Linked DNA regions of Mus musculus: regions 1, 2, 3, 4, 5 and 6 are each linked to region 7. A link is a loop called in an ENCODE intact Hi-C map of the cell type or tissue named here. Cell type or tissue: left cerebral cortex. All regions are shown on one strand.

Evidence for each region. Peaks named below come from ENCODE experiments on the same cell type or tissue, not always from the same donor. Only the 100,000 strongest peaks of a DNase experiment are listed, where the experiment ranks them.
Region 1: a loop joins it to region 7, with 3 times the contacts of the local background. A loop is called at or near these places in 2 of 42 quality-filtered maps.
Region 2: a loop joins it to region 7, with 3.0 times the contacts of the local background. A loop is called at or near these places in 5 of 42 quality-filtered maps.
Region 3: a loop joins it to region 7, with 6 times the contacts of the local background. A loop is called at or near these places in 6 of 42 quality-filtered maps.
Region 4: it touches region 7 in a loop (15-fold over the local background); 5 of 42 quality-filtered maps call a loop at or near these places.
Region 5: a loop joins it to region 7, with 5 times the contacts of the local background. A loop is called at or near these places in 6 of 42 quality-filtered maps.
Region 6: it touches region 7 in a loop (6-fold over the local background); 6 of 42 quality-filtered maps call a loop at or near these places.

The regions. Positions count from the first base shown.
Region 1 is chr5:63,329,384-63,333,383 of GRCm38, forward strand. No RefSeq gene overlaps it. Among named protein-coding and RNA genes, the nearest start is that of Gm30837, 290 kb to the right of the region's middle. In left cerebral cortex, no CTCF peak of the experiment used is centred here; a DNase peak (open chromatin) is centred at 2,015; H3K27ac peaks cover 635 bases.
Region 2 is chr5:63,764,898-63,768,897 of GRCm38, forward strand. All of the region lies in intron 3 of Nwd2 (NACHT and WD repeat domain containing 2), which reads left to right. Among named protein-coding and RNA genes, the nearest start is that of 0610040J01Rik, 46 kb to the right of the region's middle. In left cerebral cortex, a CTCF peak has its summit at 2,057 (motif pointing left); DNase peaks (open chromatin) are centred at 1,146, 2,058, 2,354, 2,688 and 1 more place; H3K4me3 peaks cover 604 bases.
Region 3 is chr5:62,936,845-62,940,844 of GRCm38, forward strand. No RefSeq gene overlaps it. Among named protein-coding and RNA genes, the nearest start is that of Dthd1, 130 kb to the left of the region's middle. In left cerebral cortex, a CTCF peak has its summit at 2,377 (motif pointing right); a DNase peak (open chromatin) is centred at 2,418.
Region 4 is chr5:63,496,820-63,500,819 of GRCm38, forward strand. No RefSeq gene overlaps it. Among named protein-coding and RNA genes, the nearest start is that of Gm30837, 130 kb to the right of the region's middle. In left cerebral cortex, no CTCF peak of the experiment used is centred here; a DNase peak (open chromatin) is centred at 2,356; H3K27ac peaks cover 2,148 bases.
Region 5 is chr5:62,894,024-62,898,023 of GRCm38, forward strand. No RefSeq gene overlaps it. Among named protein-coding and RNA genes, the nearest start is that of Dthd1, 84 kb to the left of the region's middle. In left cerebral cortex, a CTCF peak has its summit at 1,517 (motif pointing right); a DNase peak (open chromatin) is centred at 1,512.
Region 6 is chr5:62,905,129-62,909,128 of GRCm38, forward strand. No RefSeq gene overlaps it. Among named protein-coding and RNA genes, the nearest start is that of Dthd1, 95 kb to the left of the region's middle. In left cerebral cortex, a CTCF peak has its summit at 2,018; a DNase peak (open chromatin) is centred at 2,030.
Region 7 is chr5:63,645,934-63,649,933 of GRCm38, forward strand. It overlaps Nwd2 (NACHT and WD repeat domain containing 2), which reads left to right and starts at 3,170. Exons shown (of 7, transcript NM_177006.3): 1 at 3,170-4,000. In left cerebral cortex, CTCF peaks have their summits at 2,477 and 3,235; DNase peaks (open chromatin) are centred at 2,451, 3,245, 3,386 and 3,887; H3K4me3 peaks cover 1,719 bases; H3K27ac peaks cover 1,960 bases.

The DNA of each region.
Region 1 (4,000 bases), 320 kb before region 7:
CAGAGCCCACTTCCAGTGACACATCACCTTCAACAAGGACATACTCCCACAACACACCTCCAAATGCATCCAAACACTTCCACTAGCTGATGACTAAATATTAAAATATATAGTCCTATGGGGACAATTCTTCTTCAAACCATCATACCCACAATCCATCTCTCCAACCCTCTATCTAAATAACTAATGTATGGTTCCTTGGGATTTGATGATGGCACTCAATTGACTACTACAAAAAGCTTATAACATCAAATATACATGTATACTAACATCCACTTTATTCAAATCTCCATCTTGGTCTTCCCCTTACAATGCCCAATAAGCATGCACCAATATTTAATATTTGAATGCTGACAGCAAAGCTGTTGATCTCAGCTTCATTGCTATTTCATTAATTTTTTCAACCAAACTCATGAAGCATCCTTCATATTTCCTCTTTTCTCTCTTGTCTTTGATAAATAAATCTGTAAGTATCTCCAATAACATCTATATTCAAAAATAACCTAATATCTACTATACTTAATCTGCTCACCACTATGATTGTCTAGAAAATTCCAGAAGCTTTCTAAGTGATCTATATGCTTCTGTTATTGGAACTTTAATTTCCTCTTCAGAGACTGGACATAGGTATCTTAAATGACCAACCATTTCATTATCCAAACACTTAAAAAATGACAACTTGTAGTAGAACTAATTTAAGCTTATCTCAGACTAGTTTCAAAATAAATGAGATTCCGACTATGGTTTGATTATTTGGCTTTGACAATTACTTGGGGGAGGAGTAGGCAGTAATCCCTAATCTGTGTTTGTAACTGCTTGTCTGGTTGCCTCCACAGCAGTGTACCCCAAATACTTTCTGTTTTGTTTTGTTTTTTTCTGGCCATATAGTCATGGTCCATCTCCTCTGATGGTGCCTTTTCCTCTCTCTCCTCCTTGTTCTCTTCCTCTCACTTCTTCAACCCCAACTAGGTAGCTCAAGACCTCCCATAATTGGCTGTAGCCAATTTTATTTAAACAATAGTTCGAAATTAAAGAACAAGGTATGCACAACAAAATCTTATAAAAGGGAGAACTCACTCCCAGGCCTAGACCTTCTGATACAGAACTGAGCCTGACAATACATAGCACTACACCAAAACTCAATACATCGGTTTGAGATTTCTCTTTCTGTTCTCCTTGAGATTTCATTTGATTTAAGCCTTACCTATTACTCTGAACATATCTCATTACACAGTTTTTTTCTTTGGTCTTAATGCTCATCCTCTTTGCTCTCCCTTAGAGAGACCATGACTTTCCTAGCTGTTTTGTGTGTGTTTGTCTGTTGAAATAATCTGCTTCCCAGTTGCACTGAATATCTCTTTTCTCTTACTTGTTTGGCACTTTTACAATTTTCAAAGTGGACTGTATGGGCCTCTTATCATCGTTTTATTTCTATAATATGTTACAATTAATAAACTTTTCATGAATTCCCATTGCAATAATTTACTGCCTACTCCTATATAAACTTCAGGTCAGCAGTGACTGTCTAGGTACTTTTTAATCTTGTGACCTCAAAGCCTGTAGCATTGTAGATACTGAATTAATATGTTGTCAATGATAAATGGATATAACTGTGAAGCAATTAATAATTTGCAAGTGCAAAGAAAGAAAACAGAAGGCTTCTAGAGAAAGACAAATAAGAGAATGTGATCTGATAATACAGAAACCTGGATGCTGAAAGTTTGTTTTCCTTCCAAAGCAGCCCTCTTCAGGGATAGTTGGAGAAGAAGAACTGTGAAGAGATGCTGTTTGTCTGTACACGGCAAACTATTCCCTGAAGGAGTACTCCTGAGGCCCATGAACTGGTTTGCATTAGACAACAAAACTTTATGGTCCCACTTTTAACTGTGCACTGCTCATTTCACTAAATTAAAGTACATATTTGGACTTTATTTGATGGGCATCCTTACCATTTACATGCTAAATCCCACTCTGCCTAGCCAAGTATCCAATTAAAATTCATGGGGGAAGTTCACACCTTGGTATCTGCCTACATAACTATCTATTTATATAGCCAAAGCTGTCAACATGACAAGAAGAGCTATATTTTTTCTTTGTTCAGGAAGTGCACTAACAACATTAACAACAAAAATCAGAGCAAACTGCATCCACATTCTTCTTCTCTTCCAAAGATGAGACCAATTTTAAATTATTTCAGCAGAGCTGGAGAGATGGCTTAGCAGTTAGGAGCACTTGCTGACCTTGTAAAGGAGGATTTAATTCTCTGAACCCATATGGCATTACACATCTGTGGATAACTCTAGTTTCCTGAGATTCAACTCCTTCTCCTGGCCTCTCTGATCATTGGGCATGCACATATATGTAGGTAAACACTCATAAACATAAAATAAGAATATATGAAAAATTTCCATCTGGCATGATCATTGTCTACTCAAGACCCCTAAACCATCTAACAAAATTCCTAAACACTAGGTAGGAGATGCTCTTATTTGAACTGTTGATCACAACTCTTCATTAGTGGCTATTGCTCTTGCCATTGCCCTTGGATACCCCAACAGAAAATAGACAGCAGAGGTATAAAGTAGTCCCTGTTGTTAAAGATGTCTTGCACTTCATAAAGAGGTCTCAGAGGCCTCTGAGCTGTAACTGATTTGAAAGACTCCCATTTTGAATGCAAGCTTCTAAAGGGGGAAAGCAAAGTCCTGACAAACTATGTCTGTGAACTGCAATAATGACCAGCTTGTCATGATAATCCTAAAATTTTAGTACACAAATACCTTGAAAGTAACCAACAGCTCTCAAACTGGATTTAAGACCCACTGAACAAGAAGGAAACCATGCCTTTTGCTGAAAACCTAGCCAACTATCCAGATCTAGTTACTATGTGAGTCTTGGAAGAGAACTTATAATCAACCTTCACGAAACCAGAATATTCCCTAATTCAATTCTAAATATTTTTCCTTTCCCCATAAATCAGGGTACTCCTAAATCCTCATCAAGAGAGAGAAGGAGGGAGAAAGAGAGAGGGAGAGAGAGAGAGGGAGAGAGAGAGAGAGAGAGAGAGAGAGAGGGAGAGAGAGAGACACAAAAATTAGAGGTGACTAAGAAATGTTTAGAGGAGGTAAAAGAGTCTTTCCCATGAAACATCAACTGGTTATCCAATTCCAATTGGTCTGCTTGAAAAAAAAATACATACAAGTAACATTACACAGACTGAGCAGACTGCAAGAAAAAAAAAGCAGGGCATGAATTTGAAAGACAGCAAGGACGAGTATATGGCAGGATTTAGAGAGAGGAAATAGAAATGGAAATTATATTATAGTAATATTATAATATCAAAAAAGAAAAGAAAAAGTTTCAGACATGTGTGTCTATAATTTTTCTAAAATTTGCCCTTAGGTATTACTGCATATGTGTTACTTGATTTATTTTAACTTGATTTTGGTTGTTGTGAAATTTAAAACATTAGCATGTGTATGTGCCCATGTAGTATGCATGTGGACCAATGTAACATGGTACACGTTTCAAAGTCAGAAGGCAACTTTTTGGAGATGACTCTCTCCTACTTGTATTTAGGTTCCACAAATCAAGTTTGCACTCCAAGCCCCTGTACCCACTGACCCTTATGACCAGCCCTAGTTTCCCTTTTCTGATACATATTCTTAACAGAAAGCACAAGCTGCCTGCCTCGCATCAGCTACACACAAGTGAATCTTGCTATTTCTAGGCCCATAGCTTTTTACTTCACTGTTTGTTTGTTTTTTTAACTTGTGTGCTTTTATTCTCATTTATGAAGATACACGATAAAAATGACATTTAGGCATCCAACATTCAATCCTTCTCAGCACAAAAGCAGATACAGATTTTCATAAAGACATATACAAAGAAATGGCTATACACATACATGCTATCAAAGTCTTTCACTCCTTGAACTTAACACATACAGTGTATTTATGAAAAAAATAAACGAAAAGTTGAATAATAGCTTCTATTCCCTTTT
Region 2 (4,000 bases), 120 kb after region 7:
AAGAGGTTTATATCTTCTCTTGATGTCTGATGTGAAGGGATTTGCTGAGATTTATCTGTGGTACTTGCCCGTCATACTCAGTTTTGTCATTTTCTGTATGAAGAAAGCTTTCTAGGGATTCTCTGCAGCTTAACTGTGCTGTTTATATAGAAGGGGTGAGTGTTCCTAAGAGAGGATTGAAATAAAAGGGGGTTAGCACACAAGAAAAACTAAAAGACATGAATTTCATAAAGAAATACTTTGACATAAACGTACGGATATTTCCCCAGATCAATAATTGAACATGTGGTTTCTGAAACATCTGAAGCAAACGCTTTCTGCCTTACTTCTGAATGAGGGCCTTAGGGTTTAACCTCAGTCTCTCCCTAAATACAGGCTTTCTAGAGTCTTCTCGTGTTCTAGCACTGCTATTCTCAGCATGGTAATGCTACCCGAGCATGCCATCCCAGCTCACAGCCCTGCTTTGGTCTGTCTCTGCTTGGATAGCCTGTAAGCATCTCCAGCATTGCCCATCCTGACCAGAACCATCATTTTCATCCTTAGACGTGCGTTTGCCCTGTCTTTCCCAATTCAGTAAAAGGATTATCATTGATTGTTTTGTTCAATCGAGAACCAGTACGTTATCCCAACTCTGCCCAGCCAATAGAAAAATGGCAATGAGGCACACAAGACATTTACATGCTTTCTAGAGGACACATTTTAAAAAAAGAGATGTGATTAATTTAATACTATTTTACATTTAAACCCCTCCCCACTCAAAGATATCCACCGTGATTACATACAGATAAAAATTAAGAATCGGTGAGACAGCTCAGCAGGTGAAGGTGCTGGCCTCTAAACCTGAGTTCAATTCCCAGGAACTGTATGATAGAAAACAAAGAGAACAGGGACTTATCCTCTTAGCTCCATATATGTGCCTTGTCAAGCCACCCCGCACATGCACACACATACATACATAAATACATAAATAAATAAATAAATAAATAAATAAATAACAAATGTGACAAAAATGTGTCTACTTGTTTTACACATATGTTTTGGCAGCAAACGTGTTTAAGGACCATGCGCATGTATCGTCTGTGGAGGCCAGGAGACAGCATTGAATCCTCTTGAAACTGGGATTACAGAGGGTTCTGAGCCACCATGTGTGTGCTCTGGGAAAGCAGCCAGCCAGTCCTCTTACTTGCCAAGCCACCTCTCTAGCCCAATGAAAACTAATCAACAGAGATACTGTACCCTTGTGTATGGAGGCTTAACATCCATACTTTAGATTGCACAGCACAGTCTTGCCTGGTGAACCATGGGTAGAAATGATCAAAACATACCTCACTGAGGGAGAGGCGCTTGACCAAAGAGGGGCTGAAGTGACTGTGTGGCCCTATAAACACTGTACTCTTTCCATGTTGAGTCCCTGGAGGGCTGGGGGTGGGGGACCTTCCACTTTAAATGAAACAAAAACCATTCTCATAAAAGCCACTCTCTCAAGCCTCTTTGACTCTTTGTTCTCCTACATTTCTTTTCTTTTTCTTTAAATGTTCATATTTTATATCTTACATATGTGGGAAGGAGTGGTAAAGTGTGTGTTCACTTTCTACACATTTATTCATATTAGTACAATGACCCATCATCACTCTTACACACAACTAGAAGCCAGAGCCCAATGCGTTGGGATTTTAAGTTCTGCCTCCATTTTTTTGGAACTTGGTGATTAGATTTGAAGTCCACCCTCCACTCTGCCACCTCCACATTGACAATGTCTACCCTATTCCGAGTACGTTACCTTTTACATAAACTTCCTGGGCCTGTTTCCTCAGATAGAAAAAAGGACGTAATGCTTGCCTCATGTTTGGTAGTGGAATCAGAGAAGAACCAGCCCGGACAGTGGTCACTACTCTTCCCAAAATCCTCTCCTTTCCAAAGGCCATGTGCTTTTCTTGTAACATAAATGGCTTCTTGTCTGGACAAAAAATTAACACTGAATCAGATGTATGTTTAGTTTTACAGAGTTCAAACTTTAGACTTCCACTTTCATTCCTCAAATGTGAGAGCGCCATCTCGTGGCTAATGCACAGAATGTAACCTGTGGCTAAGCAAATTAAAAAGGAGAGACAGGGGAGGGAAGGAGGGATAGAAAGAAAGAGACCGATAGATTCCATAAGAAGATTTTATTGAAATATTAAACTAAATGCATGTTAGTACATTGGATGGGGTATTCGGTTTGTTTTGAGAGTGGGTAATCTTTGAAACACAGCATCACTGTTCTGAAAAGCTCAGCGTGCAGTAAGTTAGCATAGGCACTGGGCTTCGTCTGAGCAGAACATCAACATCCCTAGACCCATTTTCCCCTCCTCCAGAGATTCAGGTTTGTTGGACCAGAGCCTACTCAGATAATTACCTGTGTCACTGTGTCCTAAAGCCACCAACACTTAGAAGCAGAAAAGACCTTAGAGGTGATGGCCACTTCTCAGTTTAAGTCACACACTAGAAATCTTACTGGTCATCAGTGGGAAATCTTCAGGAATGACTTTGATGATCATTTCGAAACCTGTCAGTACACATTTAGATTGCACACATATGTCATGTCGTTAGTCAGAGGCACTTTTGAAAGGAAAGGGTGGGAGCGTGCAACTGTGTGGTGGCAGTCTCATCTCTGAGCCAAGGATAGGTCTCTCTTCTGTGTCTGAGTGAAGTAATTTTATGGAATTTAGCGGGTAGGCTTTTCACTTGCAGTTCATTAAAAATCAGACTCTGTGTAAGCGCCACGGACTCTTCTTTGTTTATTTTCCCAGTGTAGAGTTTGGAGGCGTTTACTATCCCATGCCTGCGTACAATGAGATCACTTCAGCCACTCTCACTTACTGCATCACAAACTGCATCTGTGCGCTGCCACTTGCCAACAACTAGGAAAACATTTGTGAGGGCCATTCAAAATCCCACAGCCTAAAAACATGATCATTAAGCAGCATGCTAGCCATGCTGAAGGACTCTGCTGTCTTCTAGGCGGGAAATGAGTGGCGTTTCACAACGGAAAGAACAAAAACAAAACAAACAAACAACAGCACAGCCCGAGCAGCGACAATGCACAGTAACCCCGACTCGCCCGTGGGTTCTGGGGATTCAGCTACCAGCAGTCAGCCACAGATGGAAAATATTAGTACCCATCCCGGTTCTTTGAAGAAAGAGGCCACTCTCGTGTAACTTTGATTGCAGTGTATTGTTATAACCATCTTATCTGATTGTTATCCCCTCGCTGTGCCTAATTTTCAAATTACACTTTATCTCGGGCAGGTATGCACTTGAAGAAGCAGCCCAGAGAGAGGTGGGTTCTCCCACTGCTTTCAGGCATCTCTGAGGGGAGAAGGGTGGGGCTGAAGTACAGCCTTGTCTCTGTTACTCTGATTAAAACACCAAGGGAGAAGCAACTTGGGGGGAGAGATGGTTTATTTTTAGTATGCATGTTCAGGTTACAGGCCAGTCACTGAAGAGAGTCAAGGCAGCAGGAACCGGAAGGAACGAGTCATAGCCACGGTCAAGAGCACAGGGAACATGCCTAGCCAGGAGGAGGTAAGAAGAAGGAAGCCAGGACAGTCAGCTGTGTTATTATGGTGGACCATGGTGGACCGTGATGGAGTCAGCTCTGTGAAGCTGGAGCTTAGCCCTCAAAGTTCTTGCTTTCCTGGAGCCTTGTACTCAGGAGGATGCTCAGCAGGTTCCTCTGTAGCAGACAGCTTAGCTACCTGGGCACTGTCTGATTGTGTCCACCAGGCACAGCTGTCCGACACTTCTTTTGTTGTTGTTTTGTTTTTGTTTTTGTTTGTTTGCTTGCTTGAGAAAGAATCTCACTGTGTAGATCAAGCTGGCCTTGAATGCATACAGATCCACCTGCATCTGGCTCTCAAGGGCTGGGATCAAAGGTGTATGCAAATACACCTAGCTATTTCTAGTCTCACTCTTATAGAATCTCCAGGAACCAAGTCTCTCTCTCTGTCTCTGTCTCTGT
Region 3 (4,000 bases), 710 kb before region 7:
TGGGGAAGATAATTTACCAAACATCCTATTCCGCCAAATTAGAAATTCTGTTTCTTCATAATACGTCCTCTCTCTTCTTTTCTCTCAGCCCCCCTCTCTCTTTGTCTTGAAGAGAAATCTTAGTAGACTTTCTGTCTTAGACAACCTCTGCTAATATTGAATGCCTGATCAGCATGAGCAATCACTATTGGTGATAGCATTTCCCTGTTTGGATTCTGGACTGTGTCAGTGAAGAAGAGGAGCTGAGTAGCAAACATCCATTTATCCTTTGCTCTTTGCTTCTTCACTCTGGGAGAAACATAACTGGCTCCTGATGCTGTGACTTCCCCCACAATCATGGACTGTAACCTAGAATGCTGAGTTTACAAAATCCCTCTGTCTTTTAGGTTGACTTTGTCTGGTTATTTTACCACAGCAACTAATGAGAAACTAAAGTATCTGCTTTGTAACAGAAATGATGGCAAAGATTAGGATACAGTGCTCATTTTATTCCTATTGTCAGTACCTGTCAATTAATAATTTAATCAAATGAAACAGAAAGCATGACAAACTGATAATATTTTATTATAATGAAAATAATGGACTGTTTCATTAATAGTTAATTCATGATTACATAGATGACTCTGGTTAGTAGTTGTGGGTCACAAAAGAAAGAGGCCTGAAGGTGGGACAGTAACCTGTAGGAGGAGTTTAATGAGAGTTTATTGAATGTGTAACACAAATCAGAGAGGGAGGTGCGAATAAATAAAAAAGAAAGAACTGTATATGTGTATGAAGTTGTCAGTGAACAAACCCAACAGAATCTATGCACAAAAATCATCCTGAGTGAGATATCCCAGACCCAGGAAAACAAACCTGGCATGTACCCACTCAAATTGGACCAGACATTTCTTGGTTACTCCCACATGTTCCGTGCCACCATTACCATAGCACAGTTGACAGACAGGGCCAATTGAAGGTCAGAGACTTTGTGACTAGCTTGGTGTCCCAGTCCCACCACCAGAAGCCTTGCCAGCTTACAGAGGCTCTGTATCCTCCATTACCAGTTGTCCCTGCTAGGGTCATTTCAGGGACTTTAGGGGATACCAGCAGTTAAGTGAAAGATAGTCAAGCTACAATCCACAGACTCAGAGAGGCTAAGTAACAAGAAGCACTCAAGGTGGAAGTGCATGGATCTCCCTGGGAAGGGGAAATAGAATAGATTTCACAAGTGAACTGGGGACTAGCAGGAATCTGAACAGGAGGGATAAGGTGTGGAGGGAGAGGACTGGGAGAGACAACTGGAACTGGGCATTTTGGGGGATGATGTGGAAACCTTGTGCTGTAGAAACTTCCTGGAATGGGGGATACAGAGCCTGAACCTCCCATCTCCTGTATCCTGGCAAGGATTCCAGTGGTTGGATTGGGACACCAGCCCAGTCACAAAACCTCCGACCTACAATCAGCTCTGCCTGCCAAATGTGCTAGAGTAATGTTATGGTGGCACAGAACTTGTAGGAATAGCCAACCATTGATTGTTCCAACTTGAGGCCCATGCCGTCACTAGGAGCTTACACCTGGTGGTACCTAGAGAGCAAGAAAACAGAGGCTGGAGAGCCCAGAGATCCAGGATAAAACCAAACATGACTGTCACAAAAAAAATCACTGAAATGATTTCTCATATTAATTTTGCTATACTCATACATTAGTGCCTGGCCCAATCTTCATCAGAAAGGCTTCATCCAGCAAATGATGGAAGCAAATCTCAGAGACCCACATTAGAGACTAAACATTAGGCAGAACTAGGATAAGAGGGCAAGGAAGGATTGAAGGACCCAGAGGGCTTGAGGAGACCACAAGAGCATGGCCTACAGAACCCTTAGCAGGGCTCACAGAGGCTCACATAGACTGAAGTCACAAGAACCTGTAGGGGCTGAGCTAGGTTGGCATTGTGTACATCATGGTGTGTAGCTTGGTGTTTTTGTGCCATTCCTGACAGTATAAGTATCTCTGACTCTTATGCCTGCTCTTGGGACCCCTATTTTCCTTCTGGGTTGCCCTCTCCAGCTTTGAAATGCAGATATGTTCTTAGTCTTATTTAACTTGATATGTTGTGTTTGGTTGATATCCTTTGAATGCCTGTTCTTTTCTGAATGGGAAAGGAGGAGGAGTGGACCTAGGTGAGAGGGCAGGTGGAGCAGAGGGACTGAGAAATGTGGTTAGAGGAAAGCTGTGGTCAGGATGTAGTATATGGGAGAAGAATGAATAAAATAAAAAATAAAATAAAATAAAATAAAATAAAATAAAATAAAACAAAACTAAGAAATCTTTAGCACCCTCTATGTAGCAGGTGTGAGACCAAGCAAATAGACGACTCATACTGTAAGAGAGTGATACTTGCTTACTTCCACATGGGGGCACTCTAGAACTCAGAAATAGAATTTCTGCACTTGACCAAGTTTTATTGTTGCGTTGGAACAGAAAGTGTGTGATATCTGTCTGTCGTGGTGGTTGTTTTAACGTGTTCTTTGTATGAAAGACAAATTAGCACTTCTCAAATTTGAAGAAGTGTTATCGTTTGAAAACATGGCATTTCACCCTTGTCTTTCTTCTTTCGCTCCAGAAGTAGTATATAAGGAAGACATTTGACTTCCTTTATGCATTTGTTCTTTGATTACTCAGAGAACTTAGAACGGCAGCTTACAGGTTTATGATAACATAAAAACTTGTATTTCCTGATAATCTGCATGGTTTATCTCAGTAGAAAGTTTGGATGACAATTGTGAAATTTGAGTGCTTTTGTGACAAACATATAACATTCTAAAACACTGACCTGGGCTAAGTATAAAAGGTACATATTTTTAGGCTAACAAAATTGTGACCTGTTTCTATAAAAAGAAATGTGCCACCATATAGTTGCTTTTATTAGATATGTTTATGCACAAATTTTGCTATTATTTGGAACAAATTATCATGTGTCTTCCTGGTTAAAAAAAATTCATCATTGTACTAGTTCTGAAAGACACCTGACTGTCTTATTTTATCTTTAATTGGAAAATATCAGTGTTATGAAATATTTTTAATGGATAATTGCTATATAATTAGTACCACTGAACAATTTGTTCTGCTTTGTAGATAATCTTCTTAAAAAAGATTTAGTTTTGTCATTTTCTCTCTCTCTCCCTCCGTCTCTCTCTCTCTGTGTGTGTGTGTGTGTGTGTGTGTGTGTGTGTGTGTGTGTGTGTTTGTGTATGTGCGTGCATGCCCATGCACTCTGTGAGACTGTATGGAAAGTTACTACTGCCATAGAGGATTCAACACTTTTCTACCTTCTACAGGCAACTGTACTGACTGGTGGTTGTGAACTGTCTGACACAGGATCTGAAAGCTGACCTGGGTCCTCTGGAAGAGCAGTAAGCATTCTTAACCATTGTGTCATCTCTCTAGCCCCAAGGCAGCTGACCTTTTCTTTTTAATTATAAACATTTATTTTTAGTTATGTATATGTGTGCAAGCCTATTTGTATCACATGTGTGCCGTACCTGTGGAGGCCAGATAAAGGTGCAAGATCTTCCACAATTTAGAGTCACACATGGTTCTGAGCTGCCTGATATGAGGGCTGAGATCTGAACTTGGGTCTTCTGTATGATCAACGTGTGCACTCCATCACTGAGCCCCACTTGTGGTTACTCAAAATTTATTTGCCTTTTCTGTCAGTCTTTTCTCTATTCTAAACAGTAATAACATCACCGAAACCATGCTTGGCACACTTGAACTTTACTCAGATATGGAGAAAGTTCCTTTGGGTTTCTTAACAGAGATGATACATCAAAATGAATTTAAGTTTTGAAAGTTATCATATTGTTTCAGAATAAAATACATGTTGCTCCATGTCATTCTTTATGCCATTGTTTGGTAGTCCCAGGACATTTTTAGTGTATCATTCTCTATTATTTCTTGTACCATGATCTATGTCAAGTCATACAAAAAAGTAGCTTTAAGTTTTAATCTAAAGTCTTTA
Region 4 (4,000 bases), 150 kb before region 7:
AACCCCGGAGCTTGTGTCTCTAGCTGCATATGTATCAGAATATGGTCTAGTTGGCCATGAGTGGAAAGAGAGGCCCCGTGGTCTTGCAAACTTTATATGCCCCAGTACAGGGGAACTCCAGAGCCAAGAAGTGGGAGTGGGTGGGTAGGGGATTGGGTGGGGTTATGGGGAACTTTTGGGATAGCATTTGAAATTTGAAATGTATATAAAGAAAATATCTAATAAAAAATTTAAAAAAAGAATGGAAGAAATCAAGAAAAAAATAAATCAAGAAACAAAGAAATCAAGAAAGAAAGAATCAAGAAAATGGGGAATGCTAACAGATGTAAGAGTGGTGAATATAATTCAACCAATGGATTCATTGCAGCCTAGAATTCCTTTACCTTCTTTACTACCTAAGGCATAGCCTTTGATAATAACTGATTTAAAAGATTTCCTTTTTAGTATACCCTTGTATGAGCAGGATAGGGAAAGGTTTGCTTTCCCATAAAAATGTTCTCCCACAAGGGATGCTAAATACTCCAACTTTATGTTAATATTTTGTGCAACAACCACTAGAAATAATTTGTAGACAATTTCCTCAATCTATTATTTATCATTACATGGATGATATTTTGTTGGATTATTCTGACACAGATAATTTAGAGAAAATGTTTAAGGAAACACAAAGAATTCTGCCATGCTGTAGATTATAGATTGCTCTTGAAATCTGTAATCTGAAAATTGATCCCATTTGGGTTATAAAGTAAGTCAATAAAAATTCAACCACAAGTGGTTCAGATCAGAAGAGGTTAGTTGCAGGCCCACCTGGTTCTCTGGAAAACTAACATATTCTTTCAGTATCTGCATTAATCTTTCACTAGGTCAGAGCCCCCATGGCCCCAAATACCTCTCAAAGACCTCACAACTTTTCATTGTTAAAGTAGAAATTATAGATGTACCACATTTAAATCAGCCTAGCAGCTTTTGGTCTTCTTCCTGGTGAGCTTGCATGGTCTCTCACTCTCCTGCTTAATCCCTGCTTCCTATTTTTTTCTTTCTTTCTCCATGGCTGCATCCCAGTATATGCCCTCATAGGCATTAGTTTCCATCTTTTTACACTTTCTAAATGGCTTATGGCACATTAACTCTTGCATTGGCACATTATCATCAATGAATTCCACTACAGCAAACATTTGTGAGTCACAATTGGGAAGCCTGAACCATCCAAACAGCTGTGTGTTTAGGAAGACACCTGTGATGGCTTGGGTGGGAACTCTTTATCCAAGACTTGAGTTTTAAGACCTGGTCCCCAGCTGATGGTGTTATTTTAGGAGATTCTGGAAACTTTAGGAGGAAAGGCTGTATGAAATATATAAGTAGGCATGTGTTAATACTATATCTTGCGTGTCTTCTCTCCGCTTGTCTATCTGCTTCCTGTCCACCAAAGCTGAGTTGCTTCTGTCTCATTCTTTGTCATTTATTTATATGTTAGATTGTATATGTGATTGTATTGAGAAACAGTCTCAGTCTGGAGCCCAAATTGATCTGGAATTTACTAGTCAGCCCAGGCTGGCCACTGACTGTCACATGTTCTCGTGACCATGTTGTCTTTTCTACATGCCTAAAGCCCAGACTCCAAAACCTGGGAACTATGGACTTGAATTTCTGCCCCTCTGAGTTAAACAAAGCCCCTACTCCTTAGGTTGTCTCTCTTGGGGTTTTGTCCACAGCGATAGAAACATCTGACTAATGTATCAAGAGAGACCAAAGCCCTCTTCATAGTTTTTCATGCTGTTGGTCCTCCCTGTAACAAATGCCAGTTACCATTTTATTATCCATAGAGGAACAGAACAAGCTATTCTATGCTGTGAAGTAAATAAAATTATTTTAGGTATTGTGCTGAGTGACTTACACATATAATTTCATTTTGTTCATAACATTTCCATTGGGAATACACTGTTATTAAGTCCCTTTTCCAGATGAAAAAAACTGAAGAATGATGAATTTAAAGATATCTCTCGAGGTGACATACCTCCTAAGTATTTAAAAAGTTGTTTGAATTGGGTTAAATCCATCCTTAAACACAACTCTGTTCTGTTTCTTCCTGAGCTGCAGGCAAGAAATTCCAAGATTCATTCCAACAACTAAGTCAGTTCCCTATCTTAGGAGCTGAAGATAGTGAAGGCAAACACTTGAGTCCTACCATAACAAGAAATGAAGCAGAAGTATTCCTAACCAGATGGTAGTCACATCACCCCTCCATGGGGAATTGTAATCTGTGAGGTGCAGTGGGCAGGGCATGGGCCTTGGTGTCAGACATACTTGGGTTTCAGTCTTCCTACTTCCATTTAGAATCTGGGCAATTTAACTTAAGCAAGTTCTTTAAATTCCCTGTGCATCTCTCCCCATGTTCCCATCTGTGCCTTGGAGATTATAATAGCTACATCAACGAGCTGTTATGAGAATTGCAGGGTGTAAAGTATCCAAGTGTCTGGAAGATAGTGAGTAGGCACTCAAATGTTCAGTATTTCCATTTGCCTCCCTTGTTGGAAAGAGAAGAGCAGACTATCTAAATATCCCTGCATGGTTCCTTCAACAGAGAACAGAAACCTGAACAAAAGCACACACAGACTCCTATTTTTTTTTTTTTTTAGGAAAATGAAACATAAACCTCTAACGTTGCTAAAAGCAAAGGTTAAAACAGCAAAGAAAGTAGTATATGGAGGAAGCACACTAGAGTAGGCTTCAAGAATCGGGGAACAGGAGTTCTAATGCAGAGTCCACCACAAATGACTGTGATGCTTTTCTCTCTGACCTGCAGCATTCCATCTGAAAAGGGGCAGGTTGAATCTGATGGTAGCTTTGTCCCATCCACATGGAATTTTGAATTCTCATGGTACCTTGTTCTATCTGAGCAGAAATAGGACTAGACAGTCAAATTGATCTACAAACTAAGAATAGATCCAAGATTCTCAGTGAAGCCAACGAAGGGATGAAATAAATGTTTTTTTCTGAGCAAAGTTCTGTTCGATGGTGGCCAGGGCAAGAGCTCTTAAGTGGGGCAGCCAGGCATTCTAATGTACTCTTTACTGCTTATTCAATGTGTCGTTCACACAGGACACCATGGTCTCCTTAAAATGTTCCCTGATCAATAAAATGAAAATAACTTTTTCCCATCGAGTTTGTATTAGCTTTCTTTCTATCACTGTCATAAAACACTATAACTGAGGAAATTTATAAAAGAAAATCCATAATTGGGCTTACAGTTTGGAGGATTAGAATCAAGGATGGCAGAGCAACAGTGTTGGCAACAGAACAGCTGAGAGCTCACGTCTCACAAGCAGGAGGCAGAAGGGCGAGAGCCTGAACTTGCTTTGAATGTCTTTAAACCACAAAATTATTTTAAAGAGGCTTTTGAACCCACCAGAGACATACCTCCAACAAGGCCACACATACTAATTCTTCTCAAAAAAAAAATTCTACCAACTGAGGATCATGTCATCAAACATTTATATCTATGGGGCCATTCTCACTCAAATAACCACTTAATAGTATTCAAATTTAAGAATGTTTACAACTTTCTATTTACTGTTATTCCATCCCTTTTTCTTCTGTCATGTAAGTACGTCACTGGCCATTATCATAATGCTTCCCTTCCAGCTTCCTCCTATGGGAATGTGGCCTCTATTTTGAGGTCCTTAATGCCAAAGAGTCATATTGACACTAAAGTCAAGATAGTGCCAAGATAGTACCTTATGCATAATTTCCCAATAAATATCCTCACTGAAAGTACTGAAGAAACAAAAAAATAAGATGATGAGATTGTATTCTTTAGCTAATGAGCACTTTTTAAAGATCTACATTGAATGCAGCCAAGTGTATTGAGTTTGACCTCTCTCAAAATCAATACTATTAATATGTTTCAAGACTCTTAAAAATGTCTATACCCTCTCATCTAGAATATCTACTCCCAGGATTTTATACAGTAGAAAAAATGGGTTGATTCCAAGCAGAAAAG
Region 5 (4,000 bases), 750 kb before region 7:
CTTCTTTATCAAATTAATGAATGAAAAAATAACGCGAACATACTGTCAGGCCATCTGGACTCATTTGTCCTCTCTCTCTCCTCAAGACAACCTTGTGAGGCAAATGTCCTGTATGCAAAGAGAAAAAAAAAGAGCTCAGATTCTAAAGTTGGCTCCACCATTAAGCAAGGCACAGGCAAAGCTGGCCACAAATTTCACAGGAATCAACCCAGCCCCACACATCACAGCTGTAAAGTGTCTCCTGCAGGGCAGGTGACTGCTGCTTCCTTACACACTGAGAAACTTTGTTCTCCAAATCATCCAATAAAAGAAAACTTTGCCACTTGAAATCAGTCAGAAAGAAATCTCTTTCTTGCCTGGAAGGTTGAAACAATTTTCACACAAAAAAGCATTCTCTATTTACAGCTGAGGTGTCTGTCTTTGTCCAGATAAAAGATCTCTAGATATAGGGATGTACACCCACCTTACATTTAAGGATGCACTTTGCAAGGCAGACCTGATGCTGACCTCTGCACATGTGGCTCTGTTTTGTGTTTATTGAAATAATAAACCTTCTCCTGTGTGCTAAAATAACTCCTTTATTTTGTATAACAAGACACAGACCATCTCTTAGATATATCCTCCTTAATTCAAATGAATCAGTAAACCTGATTTTGTTGTATTCCACGTGTGCTCCTGTGGTCCTTCCCCATTTGTTCTACCTTTATGATGCCCCTGTATTCAATACAGTAGTTTTCAGACTAGCTGTGTATTAAAACAGCAGTTATCTGGGGGCAGATTCTGGTAAATCTTGCTTGATTTGGCTTGGAGTGGGCCCTCGGAAGCACAGTCATAGAGTTCATAGATTTCTTTTCTGATCAAATAGATTCAGAGGAATGTAGAGTGGGTGTATTTCAGTTACACAAATTAAACTTTGCTTCTCTAAACCACTTTTGGACTATGTATAATTGTCAAGTTCCTCAGGTCATGTTTATGCCCATACAAGTTGAAGGGCATTGTCCACTGTATTCTATTTCGTGCCCAGAACACTCTTTCAATTTTTGATATTTGTGCTTAGCGCTGGGCCAAGAGGAATAGGAGGGAAGAAACTAAACAGAGAAAGCTCTGTGTGTGCTGACGACAAAGGCTTTTTCCTTTAGAGAGGTCATTTGAGAAGATATATCTGTTCCCAAGGCGGAGCACTGTGGAGCCCAGGGCTGAGATAAGGGAGTGAAGCTGAAGAAGAACTCTTCACCCTCTGCCTTCTCAGGAAATGCTTATTGAATAGCTAACGGGGACTGACATTTCTATATTTTCATTTTCAACTATACATTCAATAAAAGTGTGCTCCAATGTTTTTGTGCACACTAAAAGATTTAAAATACAACACATTAATTTTACACGGATGCTTCGATTCATTTGGGGTCATTTGTACAGATCCTGCGGACCACCATGAACAGGCCTTGCTTCACTGTTGCTACCACAGCCAGATGCTTTCCTTTATAAGCAGTGAATGCAAGTGAGTCCATATAACCACAAGGGGGAACCCATGTCCCACACAAGGATAAACTCAAGACTACAAAAATATCCCTTTACACACTGAAACACATTTTACTTTAAACAATAACATATTAGAATATAGGAAGGAATGTGACATATAGTCAAAGCATGTGAGTGTAATTATTGCTAGCTAAATTCACATCTAATAATAGTCTCAAAACTCTAACACTCATTGTGAAATTACAAAACAAAACATGCCAAAATTGCTGTACCGGGCTTTAAGGTTATAATAAATCCAGTGTTTCTTTAAGCAAAGTGATTTAAATGAAAATGTAATGTAGTATTCATTATTGGAGCAATATGTAGCTTTTTCAAATTTTCAAAGAAGAGTAAATATAAGCAAAATTCATGGTATACTCTGAATTCCAATCTGTTTCCAGTAATTGTTTACTAACCGATTTGACTCTTAGGAGTCAGGAATTAATTTCTAATTTTGAAATATTTTGAACCATATTCTGTTATTATGGTTTGGCAACAAGTAAAACTGCCTAACATCTATGCATTAAAATGTATTTCAGAGTGTACAGTTATTTTTAATTGATTGTGTGATTTTTTTTAGCATATTGTTTTCAGTTGTGAGTTCATATTTCCTGAGATAAATTCTACCCAGAGCTGAGTACTAGAGGTTTTTTTTTTTTTCCACAGTGCATCTCACAACTGTAAACCAACATTAGGATGGCTGATGCACCCGTAAAGAAGGCAAACCCGAATAGCACAAGTACAAGTAGATGGCTAAGGACTGCTGGACTATGCTGTGTGTGTCAGCGTGTTTGCTGTTCCTTGCTGTGGGATGGTAACACATTCCTGTCGATTGATGCCTTGCTTTAATAGGGTTTCAAAGTGCACCACAACATACAAGGTCATATTTGAGTGAGAATGGTTCTTGCCAATTCCTTTTCTTCCTGATTTGACAACAACATTATGTCTGTAAGAGATGTTTCCCTGGCCTCTGTGTTGGAGGGTGGATGACACAGGTAAAATATATAAGAAATATGCAAGAAATTTTGTAGAAACACTAGCCTGTCATTACCCAAATGGAATTAGTTGTATGCATGTATGAAACACAAGGGACAAAACTGTACATTCGCTGCTAAGGCTTTGAGATTTTTGAGAAGTTTTGAAAAGAGGAGTAAGCACATAGGCTTTAGAAGAAAGACAGATAAATGGAACATACACAGAGTCAAATTTTTCTCACGGCTAGAAACAGTTTGCAGCTGGGGTTCTATGCCCATGTATTTCTATTATAAAATATTAGTAGTAAGTATCAATTAATTGAGTGCCAGTTACATGTCATAGGCTTTTAGTATATAATCTTATTTCATTCTCTTAGATAGCTTTCAATTTGGTGTTATTATTTATCTTTCTCCATGACAAAATAGGTTTGCAAATGGTCAGCTATTTTTCATTTGCTTGTTCCCTTGCTCTTCAGCCATTTACTAGCTCATTGATAGTTACATAAATAAATATTCATCAAACTGATATTTTAAGTCAAATTGCAAAATTCTATTTTTAAACTTCTGTCCTTAATTCCAAAGCTTGCTTTCTCTATATTCCATAAAATTCTGTGGTAGGCAGATTTCTAAAATTATGTCCAGAACTTCTCAATTTCTTGTCATCAATGATATGTAATTTCTACTCTAAGAGTATACTGGGCTTCATTAATGCTATATGGCAGAGCTGACTCTAAAAGAAGGCAATGCTAACAGCCATGACTTGTTACCTTTATTTTGTTTTTTTTTCAGTGGGTGAAGTGAAAGAAAGTAGGAGCATGGAGATTTCAGTAGAGGAACTGTCTCCTTTACCCAGTCAGAAGATGCTGTATGTCCTAAGTCTAAATGTAACTTCCGGGAAATGACAACTAAAACATCAGTTAGACACCAGCCATCTCACCACCAAGACACATGTTTGGGCAACAGCTTTCTGTTTTTTCGCCATGCCTTTATTCTGCCATCATGGAACCTAATGCTCACCTTGGTCATCGTGGTTGATCTCAACAGGTCCATTAACAGGCTGGAAATAAGACCTTGTACTGGAAACTTAGTCAGCTTCCCAGAGCTAGTGAGTTCATGGGCCAAGAGTAGAAATCTAGTACTGTGAGTTTGCTAGACCGAATTCCTAACATTCTAAATCTTATCATTAGACTCATGGATAAGAGGAGCTACCACCCCTCATCCAAAAAGCTTTTCTGTACAGCAAGTGGGAACGATCATAGAAAACAATTGGATGTAACACAGAAATCAATGGACCACTAGGAACTAAGCACCAATAGATTAATTTACCTAAAAGCTCCCTCTATGACTCAGGGAACACTGAAGAAGAGAGAGCATAAAGATTGTAAGAGCCAGAATACCAAGAAGTCCATTATGAAACATTTCAACCTAGAAATAGCTGCATAAAAAGATTGGAAAAAAGACCAGTATCAATGGACATACTAACATTAAAGTGAAAAACTTCATGGTAT
Region 6 (4,000 bases), 740 kb before region 7:
TATTTCTTTATTCTGTTATTTTTATCATTTATTTATTTAGTCAGCTTAACATAGCTAGAGACTCTGGGGAAGAGGAAATTTCAATGGAGAAAATGCTTCCATCCAGTAGACCTGAGGGCAAGCCTGTAGCGTGCTTTCTAGATTAGTGATAAAACCAAGAGCACAGAGCATGGGTGTTGCCACTCTTGTGCAGTTGGCCTTGGGAGATATAATACAGGTAATTGAAAACAAGCCACCAAGGAAGCCAGTAAACAGCTTTTCTCTATTTCTTGGTTTCTCCCTCCAGGATTCTTGCCCTGACTTCCCTTAATGAACAATCACAAGATGTAAGTTAGATAAGCCCTTTCCTCTCAGAGTCACTTTGGTCATCATGTACACCCCAGAAATAGAAATCCAAACTGGACAATTTTTTTGCAACATATTTGATGCTCACCTTCTGAAGTACAGCATATCTCTTCCCTTAATCTATTCTGAGATTATTTTAGTATATAACACAATATTTCTGAAAAATAATCAAAGTAAGATTAAGTGATATGAAGTTGATTTAAATAGAATACCTAGTGACTATCTATTTATCTATTTATCAATCCATAAATCAATTAAACTATTGGCCTAATTACTTGTTAAGCTGTTAACTTCAAATAAAAATTCAGACACATTTTCAATTTGCAAACACAGTTATTAAGTAATGATTGCACTCTAAGTTCTAGCTATTTGAATACTGATGGACTAAACAGGCAAATAGTAATTATAAAACAAAGCAATTATCCTTCTAGAAAGCAAAATTTAATAAAACAAAACAAAACAAAACAACGTCCAACCTCCCTTACCAAGACAAATACTATAATTTTGAAGGTTTCCTGCATCTAAGTGTGTCTCTGTGAGGAAGTCCTTGTTTACCTGACACACATGTCATTCAGCCTGGTAGCTTTCTAGCCCTTTACTGCTCATCCTTTTCATGCCACTCCTTTCATGTTTTTCCCTGTATGTAAACAGTCTCATGTCTAGAAAGTCTTGTCAAGTAAACAGGTCTAAATGAAGATTTGTTTTAGAAGTCATTTTTCAGAGTCATAGAAAAACTTTACCACCGAAAAAGGACTGCTGTTGTACTTAGAAAATAGCAAAGAATTTCTCTACAGAGAAGGAAATTCTAGTTCTAGAGAGAGGAAGTTCTAGACCTAGACAGAGGAAGTTCTAGAGCAGAAGGAAGTGTTAGGCCTAGAATTTTGATAGGAATTTTAGCCATGAAGAACACTTGGCTCTTTTGAGAGGCACAGCATTGAGCAGGATAGACATGAACAGGACCAACACAGTATCTCAATCTTCCAGCCACCTGATTCCTACAGTGCTTCCTACTTGGCAATCCAACTTGAAAGCAGTCTATGAGAGAACCTGGGTTACCCAGGTTAACTTTGGAGTCAGAGGAAAGCAGAGGACAACTCTAGATAGGAGACATACAGGAGTTTTCAACATGAAACATACTCAAATAATGTTCCCAATAGATATTCTTCAATATTTCAATATTTAATGTAAATAAAGGGAGCTGTCTAAATTAAGACATAATCTTATAATTTGAATTTTAAGGAAATATTAGGATATATTTTTGGCTGATGAAGTTTTAAGTTGACTAAAGACTTTTACAAACTGCTAACCCTAGCACTGACCTTCCATGTTATTAAAATTTACTTCTGCTTTTAGTCAATCAAAAACTTTCCAGCCTTTCCCATTGCATGCTGTACCTAGGTTTGGAGGTATACTTCAGAGCTTCAAGGCTAATTAGATACCGGACAGAAGAAGGTTCAAATGTCTCAAGTGGACTATCATCGCTTCTAAAATTTGTTAGTGCTTACTTATGCAAAATGAAATCTTGTTGAAAGAATGGGATCTGTGGGACTCTTTGAGTAAAGGTAGGGTTTGGAGGAATTGCCCTCACACAGGTGAACTTGGCGAAGCTATTTTTATATATTTGAAGAAAAGAAAAATGAGCCTTTGTACCATGCACATGCTTAACCACCAGATGTCATGTGAAGTCCAATTCATGGATTCTTTCTCTGCATATTGTTCTTGGTAGAGCCGTGGATGAAATGCAGGGGGAAATTCTCACAGGATCTTTACATCAAAAAACTAGCTTTATCATTGGAGATAAATCACAAGCCTAACAAAAGTTAGTTTATAATTTATTATAAGGGACAACTAAGTAGACATGGCCAAGTTTGTATCTTATTCTTAAATTTAATAATCTCTGATTTTTCCCCAGTGTAGCAACTCATTGTTTAGTATTCATGCTGTTTCCAATTGCACAGGGCAGGGTACATTTAGAGCCTCTTTTATTGACACTAGTTTGGTCATTTGATAAATATTTAGAGCATTTATTAAATTAATTTGTAAAGATTCATCACTCAATGCCTTAGACAGAGCTCTCCACACCCCAATCTCACCAGACAAAGCTCGTCTGCCAGGAGTGCTGACACACCTATGCTTGCAGGTGAGACCACCACTACTGCTGCCATAACTGGCCCAAGTGGGACCCACCTGGGGCCCAGGGACCCAGGAACCACGGCACATCAGGGGACATGAACCTTCTGTTTTCCATCTGCTCCCAGGAGCTGACGCTGTGCCAGAGTTTTTGGCACCCCAATCCTGCTCAGAGATAGCTTTTCCCCCAGGAGTGCTGACACACGTTAGTTCACAGTGAAAAAATCTTTATTATTCACCACTAAAAATGCTTGTTAATGAATTGCTTCTTCAATTGCACAGGAAACCACAATCTCAACCTGGTCTGTTGCTGTTCACATCTACTTTACTGGATAATGTTCATTATGCTATATTAAGATAAGTATTTTCTGCATTTAACACAGTTTGTTCACTCTATATAAGTAATACACATCTTGCCCTTTGATGCCAACTCCATCCCACTCAATTTTTATGTCATCCATATATTATATCAGTGCTGTCACATGTCTTTTGGAGGTCTCAAACATTTTACTAGACATCACCAGACTCAACACTGGGATTTCGTGATGCTCACCTATAGCCACTGAGTGTCTGCACAGAGCACAGTGCATCATTTTCATCTAATACTTGTCAGTGGCTTTTTAATAAATCTATTGAAAAACATGTAGTTTATATGTGGTTTGAACCATACAGTTGTTGAGTAAAGAATTATGGAAGTACAAACGAGCCTTGCTAAGCAGACAGAGGTTGTGATGTCAAATATTTAGGATATTAAGATTTACTGCTTTCTGACATTTATTGAGAACTTTATAATTAGAGACCTTCAGTCACTTTACTGCATTACAAAGTGAGGGCTTATTTTAGGTCGGAGATTTTCTACCAGATAATCTCTAGAATCAACAGAAGATCCTAAAAACACCTATGCATGGTACTCCCCTAAGACTTTTAGAGTCATTTTTCTCAAGGAGCCCATGAATCAAGAGATTCTAATGCAGTATTTTGCCTATTAATTACTGAGATTTTCGTATTTATGTTTTTTTGTTGTCCTCTTGCTTTGTTGAATTGCTTTGAGGAGAACGCACCAGATGGAGACAGAAAATAGATGGAGTAAAAAAGGCCCTTCCCCATTCTACTTTTCCTTTCTGTTGGCATCACTTCATAGATGATCCTTTCACTCTGGAAGACATGATGTTAGCTTTCAGCTTTTGTTAGTAGTTCTGATTTAATGGTGTTCCCCCTCTGAATTTTATGCCTACAAACTCCTCACTTGATTTCTCAGGGTACTGATGGGTAGGGAAATTACTAAATAGCTCTGGATGACCTAATAGAACACAACAGGTTAGGTGACTTGCAATAATTGTGGAAGCTAGAAGCTCAAAACCAAGGAATATTTGAAGGACCATCTCTGTGGCAGCTTGCAATAGCCATCGTCTTACCATTGCTACTTCAGAGCTGTTGCTCTGCTACCTATCAGTCATCTTGCATGAGAGACCCACCCATATGGTTTATTTAATTTATTCCTAGTTGCCTTTTCAGTTCTCCCATC
Region 7 (4,000 bases):
CATACACAAAGATAAGAAAAATGAACTTGGGGGCTGGAGAGATGGCTCAGCGGTTAAGAGCACTGACTGCTCTTCTGAAGGTCCTGAGTTCAAATCCCAGCAACCACATGATGACTCACAACCATCCATAATGAGATCTGACAGACACCCTCTTCTGGTGTGTTTGAAGACAGCTACAGTGTACTTAGATATAATAATAAATAAATAATTTTAAAAAAAAGAAAAATGAACTTAGTGCGATGTATTTAAATATTTATGTATAATTAAACATACATTTATATGTAACAAGAGTGAGAAAGAGGCTATCAGTTTGAGAGGGAGGGCATGGAAGAAGTTGACAGGGCACTTGAAAGAAGCTGAAGGGAAGACAGGGAGAAGGAAAGCAATGTAATTCTATTTTAATTTTAAATGTATTAAAATAAAAAGTAATGATTTTTAAAAGGGTATACAGGGACTATAGTGTCTAAGACAGGATGCTAAACTGGAGATAGGACTTGCTAGACCAAGACCCTTAATGCAATATAATTAAGTAAAATACTAATTAAAGCTTAAAACAGTGTGTATCATACAGGGAGTGCTCAGTATAGCAATATCACAAGATAATGGTTTAATGGAATTACGATTTATTTCAAGGTCATTAACTTCTCTATCAAGAAGGATAGAATCTATAAGCAAATGACTCTTTCCAGCCCAGTGAATAGAAGGAGCCTATCAGTGATTTCACCTTCCCACAGGTCAGTATTAGAAAGAGCTGGCACCACTATTTTATAAGGACTTCTAGCCTGCTAGCTAGGGTGGGTGAGACAAGAGAAGGGAATGGTTTTTAGCAGCATGGTCTTGGACCCATGTTCCAGGACTCCTTTCTCTTCTCATTTCTAGGTGCTTTAAAATCTCCTGCCTGTTTCTGGAATGGTATTGATTTCCCTATGGGATTGTAATGAAAAAAATAGAAACATAAAAAACAGAGGAAGGAGTATAGACCTATGTGCTCTTTCTTGGAAGCAGCCATAATCTTGGTTGTTAAAAAAAAAATCTCAACCAAGACCAGACATGGATTTATTATGTTGCAAAAAATCTTTGACAGGAGCATTAATACCTGGATCGTGGCTCTACTGTAGATTAGCTTTATGACCTTGTATTAGTAATTTCTGGTGGAATTTTTCTAACCTTGCTCTCCTATATGCAAAAATGCAATAAAACTTCTTTTTTGTTGTCATTGTTTATAATAGACAAAGAAGATGGTACACTTTTAATTTCCAACCTATTTACAACCTAAGCAAGTATTTACAACATTTAAAATAAAATTCTTTTTATCAGTATTTCTGAAAGGACAACAAATAGGGCTGGAGAAGTGGCTTGGCAATGAAAAGCTCTAGTCGTTCTCCCAAAGGACCCCATATTAATTAGTAAATAAAACTTCAGTAAATACTGAAAATTTTGAAACAAAGATAAAAATTAAGTAGCCTCCAAAATCTGGACTTTCTATCTATCTAATGAGCAACCAATAATCTAATTCATCAAGCTGAAAAACCATAGGAATTGACACTTAAATCTTACCATTATGGGTGGCCTCTCCTTTGTGCTATCTGCATGCTGAGAAATCAATCTTTGTTTTCAGACTGTTAAAAAGAGATAGATTAGGAGAGTGTAAGGGAGGAGGCTGGGTGGGAGTGATGTAGGCAATTCTGTATCTTTAAGCAGATGCCTCCCCACTACTCAAAAGATGCTTAGCTTTACCTCCAGCAAAGGTGGTGGTGCAGTGACTATGCTATGAACAGTGACAAATCTCTCTTCTGCAGGCTTGGTCGGCAGTGACACAGGCAGATGCTAAACTTCAGCCTGTCTAGAAGTTAATTAGGTTACAAAGGCTGCCAAAAACCCCAAAGTCATTCAAAGAAAATTCAACACTGGAGCAAGATCTGAAGGAAACAAACACTAATCTTGAGTCTAAAAACAGAAATATAAATAAGAGAGGGGAGGAGGATTCAGGCAGGTGACACTCTGTAAACATTTTATCCATATTGTTTTAACTGCTGGGAGGTGAGGCATAATGTAGTCCTGACCCTTTCCCTGGGATGGATACTATATCTTCGTAAAGGCTGGAGCAGTGGCCAGCACTCTGCATTCATTACCTGTTACAGAATTTTCAGTACATAACCAGGGGCCATGGAGGGCGAGAGTCTCTGGATTCTGCTCCCGATTGCCTTCCTACTTGGAAATAGTGATTTTGAAAAGCTGATTCGCTAGAATGAATTAATTGACTAGCTGGCTAGGTTATCCACAGGAATTCTTCATGGGTTCTGTGAAATCATCACACAGTAACAAGTGCTGTCTGCTTCAGACTCTCAGGAGTAGTTGGAGCCTTAAAAACCTAGAGACCCAGTTCTTCCAAAGAGGTTAGCCCAGAATGAGTGTTGGGTGTGGGGTGCTCTAAGACTGTAAACAGCACTATGTAGGACTTCACTGCCACCCTCAGGACCCAGAGGAAGTGCAGACGATGGGGATGCCAGAAGATGCCCAGGATAGGAGTCTTCAGGTGAGAAGATAAACATGCCATGAAGCGACTAGCTATCATTTTGTTTGAGACAGGGTCTCACACTGTATATAGTCCAGGCTGGCCTGTCCTGGCACTAGCAAAAATCCTACTACCTCAGTTTCTAAGAACTGGTAATTAGAAATACGAGCAACCAACTAAGCTTTGTACCCACCCATCCTCTCCCCAGTCTCGAGGGTGGGGTGGGATGGGCTGTGTTTGCTCTCTAAAATATGATCCTGACCCAACCTCAGAATGAGAAATCTGAAGGTCCAGCTTCAAGGCAGGCTCCAAATACTCCCTTCTTCCTACTTCCCCATTCAATAAAATCACTCTTATCTCCTCTCCTGGAGTTTGTAGGGTTTCAGAGGGTGACGGCAATTACACATTTGGACTTCTCTGCATCTCATGCCACTTGGGATCCTGCAGATGTTCAGACCCTGGCCCCAGGATGCACAGTCTGATCCCCCTCAAAGAAAGTGATTCAGGCCCCTTCAGTGAGTGCAGATTACCAACAACCTTGAGCCAACTTTGCCACCTAGGCCCCCAAACAAAGGCCCCTTGCACTTTGCCAGAAGTGGGGCGTGGCAGAGAGTCTTTCTCTGTAGTTGCATCCTTCCCTTGAGCCAGAGCTCACACCCACTACTGCGTGGGGCTCCCAATGCCCTGGAAGCCGCCTGGTTCCTGCGCGCCCACAGGAGGGCGAACAGCCAGGAAAGGCTTCTCAGCGGGAGCAGGGAGGCTCCCTGGTCCTTTAAAGGTCTAGGAGAACTGCCCGCAGAGACTCGCTCCCCAAAAGGGTCCGCGACCACGCGGGGAGGGCCACGTGAGCATCGTGGCTTAGCTATAAAAATCCCCCGATTGCACGAGCGTGGGGAGAGAGCGCCGAGGCGAGACGTGTCCTCCCACGCCACGAGAGGCAGGGAGAACCTTTCTCAATGCCTGGAGCTTTAATGCTCCAGCCCCTTGGCGTGTGGTGTGGAGGAGCATTGAACTTTGGGGGACTTGGCAAAGGCTTGCAGACGCCCGCGCGACTGGATTCCCGCAAATGCACAGAGCTGGTTTGACCTTTAGGGGAGTTCGAGGGAGGATAGCAGGAATCTCGGGCAGATCGATCTCCTGTCCTTCACTGAGGGAGCCGCCTGGGGTTCTGGTGCGAGTCCTCCTAGGAAACCAAGAGGTCCCCGGGCTGCCCCCAGCCCGCGCATCTACACCGCAGCCGCCCCGTGAGCCGCGTTGTTTCTGAGAGTCCTGACCGACTCCTGCCACCGTCTCCTAAACTTTGACCTGCTCTGGTCCTCCGCCAGGTCCCCGACGCCCGGCTGCCCCCTCCTCCCGCGGTGGACACCAGTAGGGACATGGCTACGGGCTCCAGGAGAGGAGCGGGCTCTTCTCGGTGCAACCTGGCACCGCCCGCGTAGCATCCTCCACGCTGACCTCCTGCGCTGCGGCGCCGAGCCTCGGGCG